Linked DNA regions of Mus musculus: all the other regions are linked to region 3. The links are chromatin loops, found by intact Hi-C in ENCODE. Cell type or tissue: heart. All regions are shown on one strand.

Evidence for each region. Hi-C counts contacts between places; a loop is a spot of excess contacts. Peaks named below come from ENCODE experiments on the same cell type or tissue, not always from the same donor. Only the 100,000 strongest peaks of a DNase experiment are listed, where the experiment ranks them.
Region 1: a loop joins it to region 3, with 2.3 times the contacts of the local background. A loop is called at or near these places in 3 of 42 quality-filtered maps.
Region 2: a loop joins it to region 3, with 2.4 times the contacts of the local background. A loop is called at or near these places in 3 of 42 quality-filtered maps.

The regions. Positions count from the first base shown.
Region 1 is chr3:79,097,947-79,105,946 of GRCm38, forward strand. It overlaps Rapgef2 (Rap guanine nucleotide exchange factor (GEF) 2), which reads right to left. Exons shown (of 24, transcript NM_001310536.2): 3 at 6,017-6,194; 4 at 1,148-1,284; 5 at 274-432. Among named protein-coding and RNA genes, the nearest start is that of Rapgef2, 44 kb to the right of the region's middle. In heart, no CTCF peak of the experiment used is centred here; no DNase peak of the experiment used is centred here; H3K27ac peaks cover 1,402 bases.
Region 2 is chr3:79,124,952-79,132,951 of GRCm38, forward strand. All of the region lies in intron 1 of Rapgef2 (Rap guanine nucleotide exchange factor (GEF) 2), which reads right to left. Among named protein-coding and RNA genes, the nearest start is that of Rapgef2, 17 kb to the right of the region's middle. In heart, no CTCF peak of the experiment used is centred here; no DNase peak of the experiment used is centred here; H3K27ac peaks cover 485 bases.
Region 3 is chr3:79,174,154-79,182,153 of GRCm38, forward strand. It overlaps a transcript of Rapgef2 not described here. Among named protein-coding and RNA genes, the nearest start is that of Gm24150, 18 kb to the right of the region's middle. In heart, CTCF peaks have their summits at 4,899 and 7,628; DNase peaks (open chromatin) are centred at 4,078, 4,748, 7,218 and 7,628; H3K4me3 peaks cover 2,821 bases; H3K27ac peaks cover 3,633 bases.

The DNA of each region.
Region 1 (8,000 bases), 76 kb before region 3:
GCACCTTTTACTGAAACCTAACCAAGGATATAAAGATCTCTCTATTGTAGAAAGATGGTTTTGGACTGGAAGAATCAGGATTGTGACAATGGCAGGCCAGTAGATTCAGTGCAACTCCAGTCAAGATTAAAGTGAAGTTTTCACAGAAATACAAAACAGTCTTAAAATCGCTATGGAAGACAAGAGGCAATGAGGCCACAGCCGTCTGAGCAGTGCTGGGGGTTCACGTGTTCGTTACTGAGGGTCAGGTCAGCACTGCCATACATCTCATACCTGGCAGTCATCCACCTTAGTCCTCATGACTCCTTTCATGTATTCTTTGTCCATGGTGGGCGAAACACCAAAGCTGTTTCCCATGCACAGAATTTCTGCTTTCCCATCCGGATATGTCACCTCCACGGAACCATTGAGAATCACTGACCAGGAATCCAGCTGAGAAAAACAAAAACAAAAAAACCCCGAAGGTAACACTGTGATCACCTGGCTTAAATGCTAGACGTGTCCTAAACTAGAATCTGGGATCTCCTATCTTGAAGATGGAACAAATTACCTGAAGAATCTTAACTGTTTATCAAACAAGCGCGCTCTCTCTCATGTTCTCTCTCTCTCTCTCCCCCCCCTCTCTCTCACACACACATACACACAATTCTTAGACCCAACACAGAGTAAAATCATTTAAAAACATTAAATATTCTCTAAAATGACACATGAGAAAAATTATCTATATATCAAAGGGAATGTAAAGAAGATAAAATGTTCGTCATGGCTTAAATACAAACATCGTTTTGTTTCTATGAGAGGCAGTGAATTTATGATGTACGGTCAGAAACTAAAAAGCTAATACATCACAGAGTCTCAGGATGGCTGTGTACCTCAGGGTGAAGTGCCTGCCTACCATGTGAAGGGCTCCAAGTTTGAGCCTCAAGATCAAGCAAAATCAAAACCTCCAGTGGCACTGCATGCCATGGTGGCACATGAGAAATAGAAGAATGGATCTTGGATGAATAAGGGAATGTTTGAGTGGACACCAGTTTCCATCTACTCAAACTCATCCCTGCTAAGTTCGTAAGAGGAAAAAACAGGAACAAGGTTTTGTCTGGGTGTCACTGATCCTCGAGCTTTCTAGGCGGTAGAAACCCCTGCTGACCTCTTCTCCGTCGTTTAACACAATGGTTCCAGCTCTTTCCACCACTGCAAACACCATCACGGCACAGAGCTCCCGTCTTACTGACATCGTCATATTGGCAAAGGCCGGCAGCTGGTGCATAAATTCCAGTAGTTGTTCTGAAAGGTAAAACCGTAATTTATACTGAGAACACATCTTCAGAAAGAAATACTGAGCTGAGCTCCAGACCTCTGTGTGCCTTCCCTGCAAGAGGAGAGCTTGCCTGCAGAGAGTGCTCTGACCACTGAGACTCAGGAGAGAGCTGGACTCCCAGGACTGCTGACAGAGGCTAACAGAATCACAGGAGGAACAAGCTCCACCCAGAGACAACTATAAGAACTAACTCCAGAGATTACCAGATGGCGAAAGGCAAACGTAAGAATCTTACTAACAGAAACCAAGACCACTCAGCATCATCAGAACCCAGCACTCCCGCCTCAGCCAGTCCTGGATACCCCAACATACCTGAAAAGCAAGATTTGTATATAAAATCATATCTCATGATGCTGATAGAGGATTTTAAGAAGGACATTAACAGCTCAAAGAAATACAGGAGAACACAGTTAAACAGGTAGAAGTCCTTAAAGAGGAAGCACAAAAATCCCCCCAGAACTGTGTCTCTAGCTGCACATGTAGCAGAGGATGGCCTAGTCAGCCATCAATGGGAGGAGAGGTCTTACAAAGATCATATGCCCCAGTACAGGGGAATGCCAGGGCCAGGAAGCGGGAGTGGGTGGGTTGGGGAGGGAGGGGAGAGTATAGGGGACTTTTGGGATAGCATTTGAAATGTAAATGAAGAAAATAGCTAATAAAAAGGAAAAAAAAAGAAGAAGAAGAAGAAAGAAGAAAGAAATACTCCAGGAAGACAGACTGAAGGGCTTCTATCTTGGGCAGGTAATGCCAAGACTGACTAGCTCTGTATCTCAAACCCTAGGCAGAAGGTTTCAATACATGGGTGGCTCTGGTAATCAGTGGTGGGTGGTACCCACTGACTCTATCTGATATGACAATCTTCTGAGAAATCTTAAATACATCTTATAGGAAGAATAAGTCTGTCTAGTGAATCTTACTTCTGGAATGGGCATGCAAATCCATGCCAGGCCATAAAATTTTTTAATCTTGCAACAAAATAATTCTGCAATAGATGATCCACATCAAATCACACAAAGGCAGAAGTTTCTACACTGAGAAATTCAGGGGCCCTCTGATGTTAAACCTAGAGGGGATCAAAGGCGTCGCGATCCTCTGCTGCCACATCACAAAATGCCTTGCTCTTTCTAGACTGTTCTATGGCTACCACCCCTCCCCCTACAGACCACACATTCTACCCTTTCTGTCCCTTTGCAAAAGTTCTCACGTTTTCCTGCAAAGTTCAATAACTATAAGAAAAATATGAGACAATAAAAGATTATCTAGCATTAAAAAATAGAACTGGATAGGAAATGTCGACATCATATGTAAGAACAAAGGTTAAAGAGAGAAAAAGGGTCTAATACTAAATGTAAGCCATTCCCAGATTCAGTTGAAATACCATATTCAGGGACTGGAGAGAGCGTTAGGAGTTAAAAGGCATGCACTGTTCTTGCAAAGGGCCTGAGCTCAATTCTCAGCACCCACATCACAAAAGCCACAACTACTAAATACCTCGTATCTAAAAGGCATGGTTTATGGAGCAAAACCAACTATGATAAATTCACTTTCTTCAAAATAACTGAGACAAGGACACACATCCAGTGATCGTTGGGAACCCAAGGAGAAGTTGTTTTCTTTTGCAGTTCTTAAAAAATATCAGCAATTTCATCAACTTTAACTTAAATGCTCATTTGTGCATGCGAGCACCCACATCAGCTCTGTCACTTCGCTGCTGAGTAATGTTATCAAATAAAGGTTAGCCATCGCAGAGATGCTCCTGTTAGAAGCCAGCCAGCCAGCTTTGCGTTTATTTGTAGGACTATGAAGGGCGCTTGCTTTCCAGGAATTCTCAGAAAGGTTTTTCAGATACTAAGTAAGTCTTACGTTTCTAGGAACAATAGACATACTGTACATACTTTAATTTTAAATTTCTTACAACCATTCTAAAATTAACACATTAAAAAGAGAAGGTGCACCAGTCAGTTTACAAAAAGGAGGCCTTCAAATCAATGCATTTATAAGCAGTATTTAGGCTTTTAAAATGCCCATGGAAAGCACTCTAAAATAAGATGGTATGTTGAACATATAGACTTTTACTAGAAATGATAGTCGATAGATTTGTTTGTGATGTTGGCCTAGAACAAGAATAGTAGCAATTGGAAACAGATGATATGTCTGACCCGAGGAAGCCAAACTGTATGACCACCATTCCCCTGGCGCAACCTTCTGCCTCCTTCTGTGGAGATTGTCTTTAAATAGAACCACTCCCTTCAGCAGGGGGTGGGGCGTCTGGGACCCAGCAGGTAAACACATTTCATGGTTCACATGTTAGGAAACCTAAACTCATAGATTCACCAGGATCCTTTCCAGGGTTACGGATGCCATAACTGCTGGGGGAAGTGATTGGCAGCCAAACCGAGGAAAGGAGTCTCTACCATGTCCAGCTTCCTGGGTTGCAGGTCTCCTTAGCTTTTCAGTAATAGCATGCTTTTGAGCCATCCATGTTCCTGTAAGTAACCCCCAAATAAAATTCACTGGCCCATCAAGTTAGACTTTGTTCCTCTATCTCCTGTTCCGTACCCGGGGTGAGTAGACACACGCCATCTCCCCAGGAAAGATCTGTCTCACAACACTCTGTCAGCCTAGTCCCTGCTCCTTTCCCCTCACAGAGCCCATGCTATCTGCTGTATCTCCCCTGCCCCACAGCACACATTCCGCTGCAAGCTGTAGCTTCCCTTGCCTAGAGCAGGACAAGGTCCAATCTCTCCTCTTCATCCTGAGCTGCCAAGAACTAGAAAGTCCCTGCCACAGGAGCAAAATGAATGAACGATTACCAGCACAGGCTCTTCATCTCTAAATCGTCTGCAGTTCCAGCAAATGACTTCATTAGACATGAAATCAAAGGGCTGGTTTTCTATTTCCCACTATATGCATACAGCTTAAACTGCCGGTTTTCCCACAAGTGTGTTTGCATAAACTAAAACAAAAGCAGTAAGTTACTCGCACCTTCCCTTATCTAATCTCACTGAGTTGAGCTCACTGAATTCTCCTTCAAACATGTACAGGCTTAAAGAGTTAGTGAAGGGCACAACACACAAGTCGCCTGCGACTGGCAGAGGTACTTACAGACCCTAGAACTGGGTGGGAGATGGCCCTGGTGATCACCTAGTATCTTACACAAAAAAGGTCAGAGTTGGATGTGTATTCAAACGCAAAGCTACTATTAAGGAAACAAGTCTTGCTCCTATTAAAAGGGAGACATAACTCCCCTAATGGTTTTAATTTTGAGGGGCACTTCAGGGCTCAACCAGCACAAATCGGTCTTAGTTACGGTTTCTCTGGCTGGAGGCAGGGACAGAGTTACCACCACACACAATATCTCATTAAGCTCAATGACTTTCTAGTCCAGTGGTCCAAACTCTTTCCACAGTTCTGCCCTCAACATGCTCAGGTCTGTCATGAAATACCCCAATCCTGGTGCCCACTCTGCCTTAGTTAGGGGTTTTAACTTCACCTTACAACTCTCGGGTCATGCTTCACCATTGAAAACAGTCAGGGCAGGCACCCGGAGGCCTGACTGAAGAGACGCCATGGAGGAGGGCTGCTTGCTGGCTTGCTTCCCAAAGTTCACTCCACTTACTTTTCTTCTTTCCTTTTATTTATTCTCACACAGATTACATCCTGATGGCAATTCCCGCACCTCATCTCTCCCACTAGCTTCCCTTTCCTCCAAACTGCCCCCTCCTTCATCTCCCCTCTGAAAAGAGCAGGCTTTCAAGGGACATCAACCAAATATAGTATAACTAGCTACTGTAAGACTAGGCACAGATTCTGACATCAAGTTCGCCTGCCTTCTTATACATCCTATGGCCACCACCCAGACGGGCACTGTCTGCAGTTGGCGTGGCCCTCTGACACTAATCATCCAATGAAGAAAGTGCCCCCCTCCACTTGCCTACAGGCTGACCTTACGGATGAATCTTCTCAGTTACAATTGCCTCCTCCCAAATACATCCAGATTGTGTCAAGTGAATAAGAAAAAAATTAAAATCCAACCAATACGTTACTTACAGCCCCTTCACTTGTGAGGCTGAAGCAGAAGGATAGTAGGTTTGATGTCAGTGAGGGGCATTTAAGAAAACCTGCCTAAAATAAAACAAGCAAATAAACAAATCCCACTACATCATCATCATCATCATTATCATCATCATCTTAATAGAAAAAAATTATAGACTAGACAGAAAGAAGAAAATCTCAGCTCCACAGCTCACAGGCTAACTACCTCAGCTTTGCTATTTTCTTCCTCACACATAAGCATAAGCCAACCACTTACAGGACTGTTACAGTTTCCATTTTGTCAACTAACATTAAGCTAATGTTTACTCATGGAATAAGGCTTGTAAGACAATTACTGAAAGTAATACTGTGTTAAGCCTACTTTTAACTTAAAGAGAAGGGGTCAGAAATTAAGCTAAGATAAATGTTATGTGAATGGGTTTTTATAAGAAGTTTCACTTTCAGTTATATTTGTAGATACTAGCTGAGTGAGACCCAACAAATCGGTTTCACACGGAGCTGGAAGGGTTCTGCAGCCACTCTTCAGGGTTGGGGATCCTGAGAGGGCGGGCTTTACAAACCTTCCAGACTCGGGCTGAATTACATCCGTGCTTGCCTCTCAGTCTTTCTGCCTGTTTAAAGCGTGCAGCCTTGGGCACTTACCGATGTCATCGTCAGTCCTGTCTATCGGGTCCTTCTCCAGGCAGTCCCTCACGATGTCCCTGCTCATCAGAGGGTCTGATGCTCTCTCGATGTCTTCCTCATCATCGTCATCCTCAGAGTCAACCGCCGTCTCTGGCAGTCCACTCAGGTCCATGTCACCGGCCTCGCTCTCCGTGGCCTTAAATCAGATGCAAAAGCAGACTTTAGGAACCACTGGAAGACAGTCAACCTATGGTGTGCTCAAGCACTAAGAACAACTACGGCTCACCATAATTGGCAGTATTTACTTCTCTACAGTTGAGAGCCAGCATCAACAAGTAGCTATGCCCCAACATGAGAGGAAGCTCAGAAGACATTAACATTATGGACAGAATAATCTTTGCCTCAGAAATTAGGATTTATTATAAGAAATGCAGAGAAAACTATGAAGTGAAAAAGAGAGTATTGGTTTTCACTTTGTTTTTAAGAGAGATGACTTACACTAAGAGGGTAACGATTTACTATGTGGAGTGATCTCTTCTCCAGGAGGACTGCATAGAGGATGACAGAACTATTTTGCCTCAGCTGGTCTTCTTGAAAGAAGGAGTCATAAATTGAAGGTAGCTTGATAATCACACATAACTATCTGGATTGATTCAATGGCCACTTGAATTTTAAATCACTCAACAGGGCAGAAGGATGTGTGTATACTATAAATATACATATATATAGAGGATATATACATATTGTATATCACACACACACACACACACACACACACACACACATACACACACACACACCTACCCACAGACACACAGACACAGACACAGACACACACACCCACCCCGACCCACCCTGGAAGAAGACTCTTCTGTTTCATTGGCACAAAGCTAAACTAACAATTTGACTGCAAGTTAGAAACACAAGTTAACTGAATACTCTCTTAGCTACCAGAATCACTGATTTCAAATGGCTTTCTGCCCAATCTGAAGACTAGAGACAGCTATCCTTCAGGTGAGTCCAGTCTTTAGTGATTTATTGGCCCAGTGTATCCATCAAACCCTAACCCTAATCCTAACCCTTGTTTTGTAGCCATGGAATTCACCAACTGCTTCTGCATACTGAGAATGAATTTACATACATATTAATTGCATCGACTTTAAACATCATTAATGTCTTTTTCACCCAAGAAAGTAAACTTAGGAAGACATATTATAAAATAACTTAGTAAGAAACATTATAAAGTTCACCAGCTTAAAATCACAGCTCACATGATGTTCAAAGATATTTCAGAATTGGACAATGGTAAATTTTAAATATTGAGTGTAAAATATTGAGTTTAATAACAGACCAGCACTGAATACGTTACTATGCCAGGCAATGCTAGGAGCACTATACACGTTATCTCATTTAATCCTTCTAAGGAGAGCTTAAGGAGAGTCTTTATCTCCCATAGTTTTCTAAACCTAAAATAAAGGTCAAGGTCATGCTACTGCTGAACCACAGAGTGAGCCGAGAATCCAGGAAATCTAACTTCAGCATCTTAATCATTTTCTTATACTTATGCCCATGAAATTAGCAGAACAGTTAAGAAAGCAAATAAAATAATTTAAGACCCCACCTCCCCATTCTTTATATGAGGTACAAAGTCTTGCTATATATTGCTCGTTAGTCTCAAACTTGTGGGTTCAGACTCAAACTCCTGCTTCAGCCTCTAGAATGCTGGGATTACAGGCCTGAGCTACCACACTCACCAATAAAAAAAGTGACTCTACATGGCATGAGTACCATAGAAAGAGCACTAAATTTTACATTTGTAATAAAATCTTTAAAACAGTTCAAATTAATGTTATATGCAGACACACACACACACCCAGAGACACACACATTTATCCAAAGAAGATAATCACGTATCCAATAAATATATGAAGGGATGATCAACACCTTTAATTATTAGAAAAATGCAAATAAAAATCATGATATATAATCTCATATCCACTAG
Region 2 (8,000 bases), 49 kb before region 3:
TATTTTATCAAATTCAGACACTTGGTTTGATCAGTACCTAACATCTTCAGAGTCAGCCCTCGGAGCCCACAGGCTAATGTGAAGCTGTAGAAGATAATTCCAGGTTGGCTGGAAATCACTTTCATGTTTCCTCACCAGTGTGTACCAGACAAGAGATCTAGCCTCTGCAACCAACCATGGAATTGTAAGAATACAGAGAGGGCTGGCACAAAGAAACCCAGTGACATGGAACACTAGGCCAAAGCAAGTTGTATAAAATCACAAGGCCAGGCCCACTAGGATCCATCACTATCTCTTCATTTTAGTTGAAGGAATGGTTATGTGGAACTAAACCACTGATGTACAGCATTGTTAACACTAGAGTTCAGGTTATACTTTTATGTAATTAATTTAAATAGGACTCAAAATTTCTACATTGTAAATAATATCACCTTTTAAAACAATATTTCTTTTAAAAATACTAAAAGGATGCAGTAACTCACAATTCATTGTTAATTATGTTAATTGTGTAAGTAAAAATTAATAGTATTCTAATCTTAATTTTGCTATATATGCACATTCATAGAGCTAAACACTGTGAGGTGACTTCACTGAAGAAGACAGTGCATAACTTGAGAAAATATGATTCCACAGTGTCCCTAACCAGTCAATCAACCAACCAACCACCAACCAATCAACAAATTCCTGTGTTTCCTATCTCACCATCACTACTGTCATAGGCTCAGATACTGAAGTTTCTACGACAGTTTGCTATCTCAAATAATCCATACTTACAGTCTTCCTAAATTGAAAGTCTGAATTATAAAACTTCATATAACCTAAAAATTCCTAAGTATTTTGAATATAGAAACGATTTGCTCCCAAGTTAAACAATGTTTATTTTTCAGAGTATCTAGAACTTGCAACAAAATCCCAATAGCCTACAATACTAACCTTTGTTGCCCTTATTGTTGTAAATGTACAATGGTGAGTTGCTGATATTGCTGGCTATTTCTGCCCTTTAGCCTTCATTTCTATTTACGTTTTGCCACAAAGGGGAAGGGAAAATACACTTCCTATAAATATAACACAAGTATCTGTGAATCTAAATTTATCAATGTTTACCTATACCTCAACTTTTATATTTCTATTAATTCACCTCTCAAGGACTTCCATAAATATTTATGTCATGGCTTTTTACACTCCAGACCAGTAGCTCTCAAATTTCCTAATGCTGAGACCCTTTGATACAGCTCCTCATATGTGGTGACACCCGACACACACACCATAAAATTATTTCATTACTACTTTATGACTGTAATTTTGCAACTATTATGAATCATAATGTAAATATGATATACAGGATTATCTGATATGTGACACCCCCCAACAAAGTGGGTCATGACCCACAGGCTGGGAACTGCTATAGACATTCAAGGTAGAGAGATTAATCTAGCAGTTAAGGAGCCCACTCTCATAAGGCTGACATTCCAGGAAAGAGAATAAATATAAAAATATGATCAACAAAAACCAAAACCGAAGTAATATGCTTGTCAGAGAATTCAAGAATTCAAGTGTAATAGAAAGACCTTGGAACTGACCCCCACCCACCCACCCACCCACCCACTCCTCACCCCTCACCCCCACCCCAGGACAGTACCACCAGCTGCAATCTCTGAGTAAGGAGTCCGGAATATACGGGCAATATGCTGATTTCTAGGCAAAGCAAACAGTTAGCAGGTGAGCCCTGAGGTGACACCTATTCTGTGAAGCAGACAAAGGCCACGAAGAAGAGAGCAGAGTGAGTAGCAGTGTAACAGGCACTCACCAGCTGCTTTAGCTAGGAAGTTCTGCACCACATCTAGCCTACACAACAGCTCTAAGCAGGATGCAAGGCCAGAACGCTGCTCTCCCTGGGCCCTTCTCCTTTTCTCTGGGTCAGTCTGCTTCTTTACTCGTACAGGCATACTTTTGCAGACTCTGGGGGAGTCTGTCTACTTAACCTGTCTCACCCCCCTTCAAAACCGAAGGCACCGAGGTCCTAAAGTCTCCTTAGACTGCAGGATCAGCAAGGCTTCCCAGGACAGGCCCTGCCATGCATGAGGACACTTAGCTACTGTGATGAGGCTACACCCTGGACAACCAACTGCTCTCAAGTGAAGTCAGGAGAGTCAGAACTGAGATAATGATCAGCCAGGCCGCACTCGACCAAGACTACCATGCATACCTCTCGCTCCCTACCTCAGTTCTCTTCATAAATCTAGAGCTCATGTCAACTCCTAAAGACAAACTTAGATTAACTAGACCCCCTTTTCCAATGCACTGATTGAAATGGTTTCTGCTTTTCCCCCATGACTTATCTCTGTCACTGACAACCACTGACATAGATGGTCTCCGCGCATCTGTTGGAACTGCTGGGCCAGGCTTCCGCTCTGAAGCTATGGTAACAAGAAATCACATAAAAATATAATAATATTAATTAATAATGATGATGATGATGATGATCAAGATAACGGTATGAGGAAGACAGTATTTTGATACCATAAGGGATAGATTCTTTGAGGTTTCAGAAAGACTGTTAAGGGTCAGAGGATCAGGTAGTTTGCTGTGAGAATGTGTCTCCTGCTGATGTCAGAAGCGATACCCATAGTCTCACCAACATGACTGCCTAAGCATGAGTGTAACGAGTATGACACAGACAGACATGCCAATGTGGACAGGAGAAAGCCCACAAAGCCTCATCTCTACTCAAAGAACGATAGCAACTAAGGAGTGCGGAGAGTGGGAGAAACAGTCTTTCCCAGGGAAGAGCACACCAGCTGGATGTCCAACGCCAAAGGCTCAGCCCTGAAATGTACAGGCAAGTAACAGTCACGGACTGAGCAGGATATATCTAGGGGTGTGTGTATGTGTGTGTGTGTGTGTGTACATACACACACATATGTACACACACACATGCATATATGCATGCACAACAATCCATTAATAAAAAGGAGGCTATGAATTTGAAAGAAAGCGAGGAGAGTGTATGGGAGGATCAGAGGAGGAAGGAAGGAAAAGGGGGAAATGATGTCATTACATTATAATCTCAAAAGTGAAAGAGAAAAGATTCAAGAATTAAGCAATGTTAACAGAAGATAAGAATCTCAGCCTGTTCTTCCTTTTGAGCTAAAGCATTGATTCAAAGTTGCATGTGTGTGAATACACATGTCAGTTTAAAAAAAATTAAAAAGCCACAGAAATATAAAACAAGAGTTCACTTATATTTTTAAGTAAAGTTAAACAACTAAACCTGCACTTATGATCTTCTAAACGTGCTGGGGAATGTGTGCTGCCCCCAATACAGAAACATAGTTGGAGTTTGTAAAGTACAAATGGGGTTGGATAGTCCCATTCACATCGCTATGCCTTTACAAATGAACCTCACCCTTCAGTGCTTTCAAGGGTACCAACAGGACCAGCAAGCTTCCTGAGACAGGATCCTTTCCATCCCATTGTAGAGTAGTATCAAGAGAAACTGATCCACACCAAATACAAAGAGCACCAAGTAAATCAGCTATATGCTCAACCACACAAAGTCTGCTCTAGTGTTTCTACTAACTGTGGGAAACTGGAGAGCAAAAGGGAGAAGCCACAGGGATGCCAAGCAGCCTCCAGGGAACGTATGAGTTAATTAAGGAGGGACATGCTTAATCACAAGGTGAACAATAACTATTACCATGGAAGGAGGGAGAAGGCAATAGAGTGTCCGACTTACAGAAGCTTATGTTTCAGTAAAAACAGTTCAAATCTGTGAGGAATTCTGAAATGAGCAGACTCATACTCCCAGCCACAGTTAAGCAAGGTAAGAAGAGATGAGTTACTATTGGAACAGGCACCTCCAAATTCTCCCATACACGATCCTGTATAACGAAACTGACAAGAAGCAACCTCTCATGATCACATGCCTCCTCTCCGGGTGACTGGTCACCAGGGCCATAAAGTTGTATTTACTTATGAGATGATGTTCAATTTTCTCAATTCCTGAAGGATTCCCTGAGGCCATGAGCAAGAGGGAGCTTATGAAAGTTTCTTCCTCCAGGAAGGTGCTGCAGTGGGCGAGTGGGGAGCACAGGCAATAGGTGGGGTCAGTGGAGTACTGTGCTACTGGGCTAGAAAGACACAGGTGCCATTCTGGGTTGGCTGATGTTGGGACAAGCTCAGAAGGAACAACTGATACTCTGAGGAAACTGAAAGGAGACTCCAAACCAGGGCAGCGGTGTGTGTGTGTGTGTGTGTGTGTGTGTTGGGGCAGGGGTGGTGGGGGGGGGTGGAGCATTCAGGTTGCTTTGATGATACAAAAGTTTCAATCGGAAGTTGGTCGCTAAGATATGGACAGTTCCATCACAGCACGTGAAGGTTTGGCATCAGCGCTTCTGTGTGGTTTCTCAGCGTTTCAGTGCATGTAAATCTGGGGAGGGGTTGGAGAATGAAGTCATGGCTCAGGAATCTGGCAAGCCCCTGAATTCCACTGTAAAGAAGCATCCTTGGGAAGCTGGATCTGACTCACTTAACATCAGGCTTCAGATACATTCTTAAATGGTTACATAACAACACTAATTTTTCAGAACAAGAAAGGATTTCTTTATATAAAAAAAAGAAAAGAGATGTGCTGTCTGCAGTGCTTCTTTCTGTCCTCCATACTGTGAGACTGTTATGCCAGAGCCTTCCCATACTAAAATTTCAATTACATACATGAAATGTCTTCGCCTTTTATTTTAATGAAAACTCACTCTTTAGACTGATGCCCATCATTAATCAGATTCCCCAAGTAATGTCTATCTTTCAAGCTAAATAACTCATTTATTTTTCTATGACAGTTATTTATATTTGCAATGTATGCTTAAAAATGATAAATTAAAATATCAGAGAATTTCCATATCATCAAATAACTGTATTAAAAATCTAGACCATTCTAAACTCCCGGGTCTTCCCACCACGCAGACAGCACATCTGAATGAACAGCAGAAGTTTTTACTTGAACCCTAACAATCTGATACAGAGCAGGCGCAACCTTTAAATTTGTGAAAATGAATAAAGAACATTTACTTAAAATTAAGTCCTTTTTTAAATATACATTTATTTGAATTATTTCCTAAAACTGGGTGTCATAAAATTAGCGGGAAAAATTCTGTTTATAGTAAACCAAGAACATCCTCTTAGGTTCTCACCCTATGAGAACAAGTGTCACATACAACACACACAAATATGCATAGGCCAGGAGAGCTTTCTCTCCGTACTGGAGTGGGGTGAGAAAAATCAGACAGAAGATCTCATCCTAACGTCACACAAACACTGTGTTTAGAACAAGAAAGCAAATACTCATGCTCTGTCTTATACCTTCTGCATTAAATTATTTTCCCCAAACAAAAGGCTTGTTTTTTTCCTTTTTAAAGGAAAATGCAATATGCACAATTAAGAAGTATACAACTCCCACTTCCTGGCCTTTGCTTTCTTTTTTTTTTTTTTTTTCTTCTTCTTCTTCAAAGAAAACAGCACTTATGAGCTCCATAATAACTACCTTAAATCCCCGAAATCATATCATAATAGCAAAGCTCTGTACGGCATAACACATAATGGCACAAAAGGCACATTTAAATATGACCCTGTATTCCATGCTTCTGTAATCCATATTAAGTTGAGAACAAATAAAAACGTTCTACTTAGATCATTTATCTAAGGAAGGTAAATCAGAAAGATCGGCCTTAGGAAGAAATAGAATACATACCATGATATAGTCTCTTTCGCTAGAAAAGGCAAGAAGAAGGGATTTAAATTAAGACCTGGTGTATAAAAGCTGAAAGCATAGAATTTGTATCCACATAATGAACTGATGTCTCCTCTAAAGACGTCAGATTGCTGCTCAGCTAAACCATCTAAAAATACCTCCTTGCAAACACACACGGCATGACTACAAAGACAGGTCTTACTAAGCAGCTCTACTTGTACAAAATCACTTAATAAGTGAGGAAAATGGTGAAGTACTTAGGTAAAAATTAACACGATTTTTTTTGTCACATCAACTGTGATTCTTTTATGAGCTATTTTGCAACCAATTCCAATTTGCAGAAAGCAGTTAATGAAGGATCTTAAAAATGAACTGTAGTTGATCTAAGATGGCCAACAGAGAGTCATAATCTATCCTCAAAGTAAGTCTCTGCCAGGCATGATGGCCCAGGCCTGTAACTTTGGCACTTGGGAGGATGAAACAGAAAGACTGCCACAGTTTAACGTCAGCTTGTTTCACACAGAAAGTTCAAGGCCAGCCAGGGCTAAATAGTGAGAGCCTGTCTCAAAACAAAGATAAAAATAAAAGATAAAACCAAAACCAAAACGAAATTTCTGAATCAATATTCCAAGAAAAAGGTAACACGTACAGCTGGAGAAGCAAGAGGAAGTCATGGATGACATCCATCCATGTTAGTACATGTGTGTAACTAACAGCACTTCATAGACTGTGAAAAACAGTTCTAATTCTGCAAACAATCCCTGACTATCACACAGTTACCAAGAAGAGGTGGGGTTGCTGCCTACATATGAAGGACTGTAGAGGACTACAGTTAAGGTAGACCTCTACCTATGTAGAAGTTTGCAAGAAAACTCTGAGAACATGAACTTCTGAAAACATAAATCTTTAAAATATTTTCCCTCTTTACAAGCTACCACCTATAAAACACAAAGTATCCCACTTTTACTTTAATATCTGTGGTGGTTTGAATATGCTTGGCCCAGAAAGTGACACTATTATGAGGTGTGGCTTTGTTGGAGTAGGTGTGGCCTTGTTGCAGGAAGTGTATGACTGTGGGTGTGGGCTTTGCCAGTCTTTTGTTTGCCTTTGGAACAAGATGTAGAACTCTCAGCTCCTCCAGTGCCATGCCTGCCAGGATGCTGCCATATATCCTGCCAGGATGATAATGGACTGAAGCTCAGAACCAGTAAGCCAGCTCCAAGTAAATGCTGTCCTTTATAACAGTTGCCTTGGTCATGGTGTCTCTTCACAGCAATGGAAACCCTAAGACAATATTTTTTAGGGATCATCATTTATGAGGCACTCAGTAGAGTGACGAACCATAAAAATTTTCAAAACACTTGTAAGGTAGCAAGTATAATCATCGTCTCCATTTTGTAGAGGAAATAAAATTCAAGAGGTTTGCTTAACCACTGTAATTCTAGTCAATATCAGAACTTGCCCAACCACTGTATAACTAGTCAATACCAGGACAAAGAATCCAGTAAGTTCTTGAGGTTCTGTACTACCCAGGGGAAGTAGTGTTGAACTCAGGGTCTTGCCTATGCTAGGCAAGTGTTCTATTAATTACTTACATTCCCATCCCTGTGTGTGTGTGTGTGTGTGTGCATGCCCATATACATACACACACACACACACACACACACGCACACGCATGCACACATACATATAAATACTATGCATGTATACATACATACATACATACATACATACATAGTTTCGGAGAGTTCAACCCACAGTCACTTGGCTCCACTTCTGCTGGGCTTGTGCGCAGTGAGGCAGAACACCATGGCAGGACACTGTGGAGCAAAGCTACATGGCAGCCTGGAAGTTGGAGGAAGTGTCTGAGGATACAGCTCTCAAGGGCCTGCTCCCAGTGACCCAATTCCTCTAATCCAGCCCCACCTCCTAACTGTCCACTCAGCCAGGGATTTGTTCATCAAGGGATTATTCATCCAGTGGTAGAGTAAGAGTTCCAACGCCAACCACCTAACAAGTGCTACCAGCTGGAGACAAAGACTTCCAAGAATGAGCCTTCTGGAAAATACTTCACTTCCAATCATAACAGAAGGCAACATCCTTTTTATGGCAGCTCAGATGACACTTAAAGTAGGGAACAATAGTGAGAACAGATGTACATACAAAGGCAGTACTTGATACAGCCCTTGAAAGAGGTGTTCTACTGCTGCCTAATACAAAGCCCTACCTACCCATCAACAATGGACATCTTTCA
Region 3 (8,000 bases):
ACTATGTTCAGAGAGGAAGTTCTTACTGCTGACAAAATTCCTCTGCAGCATCTTGGGGAAAAACTGCAATTGCCTCTAAAAACTTGACCTGGAGTTACCTACCAAAATTTAACCAAATGTGATCAAGAGAGCTTCACTATCACCACGGCTGTGCCATCATTTACTTTATGAGATTTTCCTCCCTGAGCAAGAAGACAGATGAGGACACAGAGCAGTCCTGAAGGAGGCTGGTGAGGGCTGGCACTGTACCCACCCGCCTTTGCTTTGGTAACCTTAAACCAATGTCTAATACCCTCTCCTAGATTATTTTTATGCCGTAAGAAAGAAGCACCACAGACGGTTTTGCTTGAATTCTTTACTAAAATAATTATGTTGCTAACGTCTTTCTTACATTTCCATATGAAGCCTTATCGTCATGTATCCTAAATCACACGATTATGAGACAAAGGCGTCAGCAGGTCTCTAATGTCCTCTCACTTAAAGGAATTCACGAATGTGTTCAACACACAAGTCCCTCAGAGCTAAATTTCTACAGTTCCAGGGTGCCCCAAATTTCAGTTAAAAGACATAACAACTGATTGAATTATAAAGTTCAAACACCAAATACTATCCCTTTTCAACTTTCTATCTTCTACATTTGAGTATTATAAATAATTACAATATTACAATTACGAATTAAAATTCATAATTATTAAGTAAATCTGTTTAAAAAATACAATACTTTATGATGAACAAGTAGTTTGTGAAAAAGCTTTTACTTTTTACTTTTTTCTGAAAAATACTTGAGAAAAATAAAAAGTTCTCAAAGAGACATGCTTACCACAATCATTTCAGAAGGCTCTAAGACAATGCATTCACAGCCACGCCTAAAGCTTCCTGCAGAACGCTTGCCAAAACTAGAAAGAGGTAAAGAAGACAAGATTTAGGGATCAGGAAACATGAATTAGGAACTCTAGCTAACCTCCAACTATGGGAATTTTTTTCAGTTACAAAAACAACACATTAAAAGTGTCTTCAGTCATGATTATACAAAGAAATAACAACAAAATAACTTAAATTCCTAAGTTTCAATCATGTTTTTTCTGGAAAATTGTTTTCAAATTAATAATCTAAATAAGGAAGAATTAACACAAGCATGTTTTGTGATGGACGGTTTGAAAACATTCTCAATGAGGTGACGTTTTAGAATATTCCAATACAGATAGAAATGGCGCCATCATGAACTACAAAATGTTTATAAAATATAAGTTACAAGCACTCCCCTTTTCTAAGTTAACATGCTGAGACTTAATTTTCCCGATCAAGTTATTCTAAATGTTTTAAGAAAAAGATGCCAAGCTAGGAGAAGGGTTATGCACAGATGTGAGTGCAGATGTGTGCATGGATTCCCTCCCTGAGAGAGCCACCCTGGGGACTCAGAACTTACTCCTCGTCCCATCTCTGCCAACTCTCACTTTAATCCTGGAGAAGCCTGTTTTTCTTGTTTGTTTGTTTGTTTGTTTATTTTGTTTTGTTTTGTTCTGACATTTTCTTTACAAGCTAGAACCCAGGTGTGCCAAAGCAGTTCTGGCCTGCCTTCCCCATCTACGTACGAACTGCCTGTTTCTATCACTACTCCAAAAACCTCTCCTTTCTCTCTAAAAAGAAACAATTTTTAAAGCTTCAATGAAGATTGAATACATATATTTCACCATGCTACAAGTATATATTTTAGTAATATTTAGTTCGCTTAGTACATACAGTAACTGTAGACAAACAAGGTTCCAGTGTAATACCTCTGCGCATGTGTGTATGGTCTTACCTGTGCATCCTCCTACTACCCTTGGTCCTTTCCCCATCCCTCTGACCTGCTTCCTCTCATCTCCCGCCCGCTTTCTGTGTTTTGTACTTTTAATACAGAAGCTGCATCTGAGAGAAAATATGTGCCATTTGTCTTTCTGAGACTTGTTTAGTTGGCTTAACATGACAATCTCCAATTCTCCATTTTCATGCAATGATAAACCGCAATGAAAGCCCATACCCCACATATTACACTTTAAACATCTTTTAAGGAAAAAACACATTCCCAATAACAAATTTTAATTGAATGCCTTTCCCCACCATCAAGTTAAGCAGGCATTCTGGGCAACTTCGGAGGAGATTGTCCTTCCTTTTACAGGGCCCTTCTATCATGACACACAATGTTTCATGTAGTAGGAACCAAGCTATGAAAATCAAGAGGTCCCTCCGACCACTTCATCTGTCAATTTTATTCATTTACATGAGGGGTCACCAGTCAGAGTAGACTCATCAATTATGTTCTTCGGGGTTCAAAACTTGTTTTATGAAGATCAAACCCAGATTTATAGATAATACCATTGAAAAAGAATTTCTAAAACACTCACATACATTCAGACATATTCAAACATACATACTGTAGCGTGCCTTATAAAGCAGAAGACTTCTGCCGGTAAGGTAGAGAAATGACTTAGTAGTTAAAGCCCTTGCCATACAAGCAATAAGGCCGGAGTTGAGATCCCAGAATCCACTGCAAACATGCATGGCTGTGGAGGTAAAAGGGAGGTCAGAGGATCCCTGGAGCAAGCTGGCTGGTGAGACTAACCATAACGTGAGAGTTCTGGGACTGACAGAGAGACACAGTCATCAACCTCTGGACACCATGGTATTCAACAACTTGAAAAATAATTTTGACATATTAATAAAATATGTAACAGGCTTACCAATATCATCATTTTAATCCTATTACATGATTAGGTACAAATATATATTGTATATTTCAGGTTTGTTACTAAGTAACATAACATCAAAATCTAAAAATGAAGGCAGGGGGTGCTGTGTGGCTCAGTGTGGTATGTGCAATTAGCAAGAGCACCTCCCAGGTTCAACTGCCAACACCTAAAATAAATAAGAATGCCAGAGCACAGCTGGGAGACTCAGTTGTCATACTTCATTCCATCTCAGACCTGGGCAATTTTATAAGCACTACTGCTTCTTTTGAAAATGTGGAATGGCACAGTAAAGAAATCATACGTATTTGTAATGGATACAATGGTCCTACGATACCTGATAAAGGAAATCAAAACGTGCTGCCACGGGGCTGTTCACAAACTTCAGCAGGAAAGGTGAATCCCCACTTTCAACACTAGCAAACTCCACAGCGCTGCTGGTATGCACAGTTCCTGTACCAAGTCCCCACATCCTGTTACCATACAGCTAGGGCTTAGCTTCTAGAACTTCATGACTTTGAGTTGAATTAACATGCAAAGGTCACACTGTATAATATGTTCCCAGGAGAGTCTGGGATGTGGTAGCTGTAGGTGAACTGGTAAACTACAGCCACAAGACTCACATCCTGGAGACATCACCATGTTGTCAATTGGGAAAACAATTCTTCAGCACATGCATTTCTCAAATACGCTGAAGGAGAGAGGCAGCTCCCTTGGAATAAATCTAAGCAAGGCATCTGTCTTTATCAAACTGAACTGAGGAGAAGGGCCAGCTGCTTACATCCCAGCTGGAAGCATAAGGATCTGAACTAGGGTCTCTTGAGAGCACCTGTAAGACCATGAGGCGAGTACAGTGCTGTCCATAGCCCTGGTGCTAGGGAAGCGCCAGGACTCCACTATTTGTACAGCAGAGCTCAGTGCAATATAATTCACAATGGCCACATATGGAAACAACTCTATTAACCAAACAAACAGTATTATGTACACATAAAACAGACTTCAGAATGTTGGTGATAACAGTCTGGCTCCATAGCCCACCCAGGCTAGCTTCAAATCCATGCTTCGCCTGCATGGAGCCTCCCAAGCGCTGGGCGGACAATTGCGTGACACCATATACAGCTCACAATGGAGGACTATTCAGACATAAAAAGGACTCAAGAACTGACACATGATACAAATGGACGAAGCTTAAAAATATCACCCGGAGGGCAACAAGCCAGTCACAAAAACTCCACTTAGAGGAATTAGCTAGAATAGGCAACTTCACAGAGGAAGAAAGCGAGAGGCCGAGAGGCCGCTGAGGCTGGAGAGGAGACAGAAGGGCGAGCCCCACAGTTAGTTTCTGTTTCTTTTAGTGGCTTTAGGTTTCTTTACAAAAACTAAGAAGTAAGGGAAAGCAGGAAGTCAAAGCAAACAAGTAGATGGCAGAGTGCTTGCCTGCCACTTCACGCCTGGCCATGGTTAGAGCCTCCCCCCAGCCTCACCCACACCAAAGCCTTAAGTTGTTTGAGACTGGACCACCCCACTGAGAAACACTGCACCAACCTCTTCCCATTGGTCCTAGAAGGCTGAAGTGACAGTAGCTATGAACGTACGTGGGAAGACATGGGGAAGGCACACATGTAACAGACACTCAGTGCGTGTCCCCAGCAGTCAGTTATATCCTGTTTGCTTTAACTCAATATAACCACATTTTTCCTTTTGTCCGTGGACTATAATAAGGCTCTTCCATATTATTTCTTACATGAAAAGTGTTTTGCTGCCCACTCCTCTTCATGTGTTCACTGGACAGGTAACACAAATCAGTATTATCAACATAAGCCCTATAATTAACATTGGAATTTACAAAATCAAATTCACAAAATACAGCCATTATTTCTTCAGTAGTTTACAGTCCATGGAAGATGAGTATTCAAACAGCTGCAACCCAATGACAGCCCAGACTGGCCTTCAGGGAGAGGCAGCACTCAATGGCCAGGCACACTTGCCAGCTAGCCGAGAGGGAAAAGACAGCTCAGCATTTGTAATTCACAGAGCAATTCAAATTCAGCAAAATCACACAGTGCAGGAAGAGCCTTAGGTCAGATGAAAATACCCAGAGGTTTGAATGTCAGATCCATACAGACCAAGTGCCCTCTGACAGTGCCTGCCGGGAGTGCAACCTACAGAGAGGTTAACTGTTGCCGCTTTGAACTTTCAAAGATAGAGTGCTGTTTTGTTTACATTTGGATTAAAACACTTTAAAAGTCATCCCAGTCTTTACAGTAGTTTCAGTTTTTGTGGATACCTGTGTGTAAAACAAAAATCAATGTTTGTGTGTGCGTGCACATACACATACACTTGCCGACATGCCAGGTAAGTCTTGGCTATAACATTCAGAATCCTGGTCCTTTTCCATCCTAGACACTGGCTTTTGACAGGCAGCTATGAAACTGAAGAGGGGTGTGAGGGTGCAGCAAATGCGGTAAGAGTGTTCTTAAAGAACTTGTTCTCTATAAACACACTGCACAACTTTGATTTCAGCCCTTTAGCTTCAACGTAATTCCAGTACATTCTTACAATCTTTAATATTAAACAGCCAGCCGCAAAATGAAAGCTAAGTTACACAGGTCCACATTTGTCAACTGTTGGCTCTCTTACTTAGCCTTATGAAAATAACAGCATGTAAGATCTGTTGCCAGCCATCAGTTGAAAGACCAGCAGCACACAACACACAACATACAGCACACAACACACAGCACACAACACACAGCAACACAGCACACAGCACAGCTCACAACATACAGCACACACCACAGCATACAGCACACAGCACAACACACAACACAGCACACACCACACAGCACAGTACATAGCACAGCTCTTAACACACAGCAACACAACACACAGCAACACAATACATAGCACACAACACACACCATAGCATACAGCACAGCACATAGCACAACACACAACACAGCACACACCACACACCACACAGCACAACACATAGCACACACCTCAGCACACACCACAGTACAACAGTCCACAGTTTCATCCCACTTGAAGGTTTTGCACAGAACAATTTAAAAATTACGAATTACAAATTAACTCAGTTCTTCAAATCAAAATAAAGTAAGGAAAATGTTCTTAATAGGTGCAAATAGCATGACATTACATAATCCAAAATGCGCTATAACAGCCCGCTAGGTAGAGCTCATAACCAGAAAGCACAAATCTGCGAAAAGCACCTTACCTAGTTTGTGTAAACTCCCATAAGTAACTAATGGGTAGCAGAAGTTTGTAAGGCTGGTCGAGCCTAGGTTTCTGTCAGCACGTTTCCTCCCAATTTGATTCAAGAGCATGTTTTATTAGTGTGAGTGTCCTGGAAAAGGCAGCAGCTGGGCACAGAAGCCCCCTCTGCCAGTGTCCCTAACCTTGCCCTGTGTATGGGCCTCCACATTCTTGTGTGCGTCAGAACTGCTTGGCGGAATGCAAGTTCTCTACATCGGAATGTAAACTTACTCCTGTCAGGGAAGACAACCAGGAGATCAGAGCACAGCAGAGAAGCTGAGACACTGACAGGCGATCCAAATTTACCAAATCATCTAAAACGCCAAACTATCAGAGAGCCTATTTCTCATCTCGTCATTCCTAGAAAGTGATAGACACTGAATGTTAATCTCCTTATAAATAAATCTAATTAACTAAAATGTAAGTAACCAACTGATGCTCCTGAACCAAAATCAATGTATGTATCGATGACTTCAAAGAAAGAGTCACATCTCATTGTCTAGACAAAGTATGGTAGCAACTGTGGAAGCCTGGAATTTCATTCCCCAAGTCAAGAGAAAACAGCAAAGTACACTGAAAAACTTGCCATAAAAACACACTGAATCTTTTTAAATGTTTTACATTCACTCAAAAATTAGCAGGCACTAAATAAAATCATACCTCATGTAAATTACAAAATGTGTGTGTGTGTGTGTCTGTGTGTGTGTGTGTCTATGTCTGTGTGTGTGTGTGTCTGTATACACACTGTGTCAAGAGAGTGGACTAAGTGGCGACGATTCCCTAAGTATTTGGAAACTACACACATTTCACCGTCTCTAGACACCTTCCACAGCTACTTTAGAAATGTTCCACCATCAGCAAGCACTCAATGGCAGTTTGGAAGCCCAGCACTGAATCTTTACTTACAAATGTAGCAAGCACATACAAAAATAATAAGGAAGGGCTCTTCACTGTGCCCCCCTACTCTCCCACCCCCCTGTTCAGTTCCTCTACTTAAGAAGCATTAAGCATTTAATATTTGTAGTATGAACATTTTAATTTCTAAAAATCCAACCTGCACTGTCTTCAATGTCTTTGAAGCCCCAGTACAGCAACAGTGCTGCCACCGTCTACGGCTACGTCTCTGTAGCAGCAAGCGCTCCCATTTCCCTGTTAGCTGCTGGTGAGCCCATGCACTCCGGGCTTGTGGCTCTAGCAGAGCCAACATTCCTTCTGAGGCTCGCTTCCTGCTTCCATGACCCACCCACCTCTCTGGGCTGCATTATGTATTACGCATGTTGTATGGGCACTCTTTCCGCATACCAGTCTCATGACCTCAGCAGCTGCCTGACAGATACTCTTTATCAATTTGTATTAATTCATTATCTACTCTTGTAACTCAAGGACAAGTAGAAATCGGCAATGTCTGTCCTCCTGTGAGGCTTCAAGGTCAAATGTTCACAAGAGCTACAGCTGCAATCTTTGTTATTAACATGTATTAGAGCGGTGCGAAGAGCCGGTTGCTCTCCACCAAAAGAGTTGAATTGTATACTGGCCTGAGGGATTAGTGCGGTAAAGACTGGCGTATATTTACATCATCACAGATGGGCGAGGCTGGAGGAAGCTGTGTGACTCTCGCTTTCCCTCTTCCGGTGATAAAGTTGTTCTTACCTCAGATGTACCGGGCTACACAGAGCAAATTTTTCTCGTGCCACAACCCAAAGCAGCCTGGGACAGTGGTATGAGGGCTACGCTTTGGGAGTGTCTGTGCCCTCGCCACCGACCTGCTACAGACAGCTCAGCTAAATTGATCTGCTGCTATCCCTCTACAAAGCGGCACAAACACGACTCTGCTGACCACTGTGCTTTGGCACAGATGTCACCTGACTGGTTCTTCAAAAGTTATGGTCCAGGCCAGGCTCTCCCTTCAGCACAGGGACCCGTGCCATGACCAAAATGGTTCGTTAATTTTCACCATTTCACAGTGCAAAGCTGAGCATATTGAGTCAGAGACATCGGCTC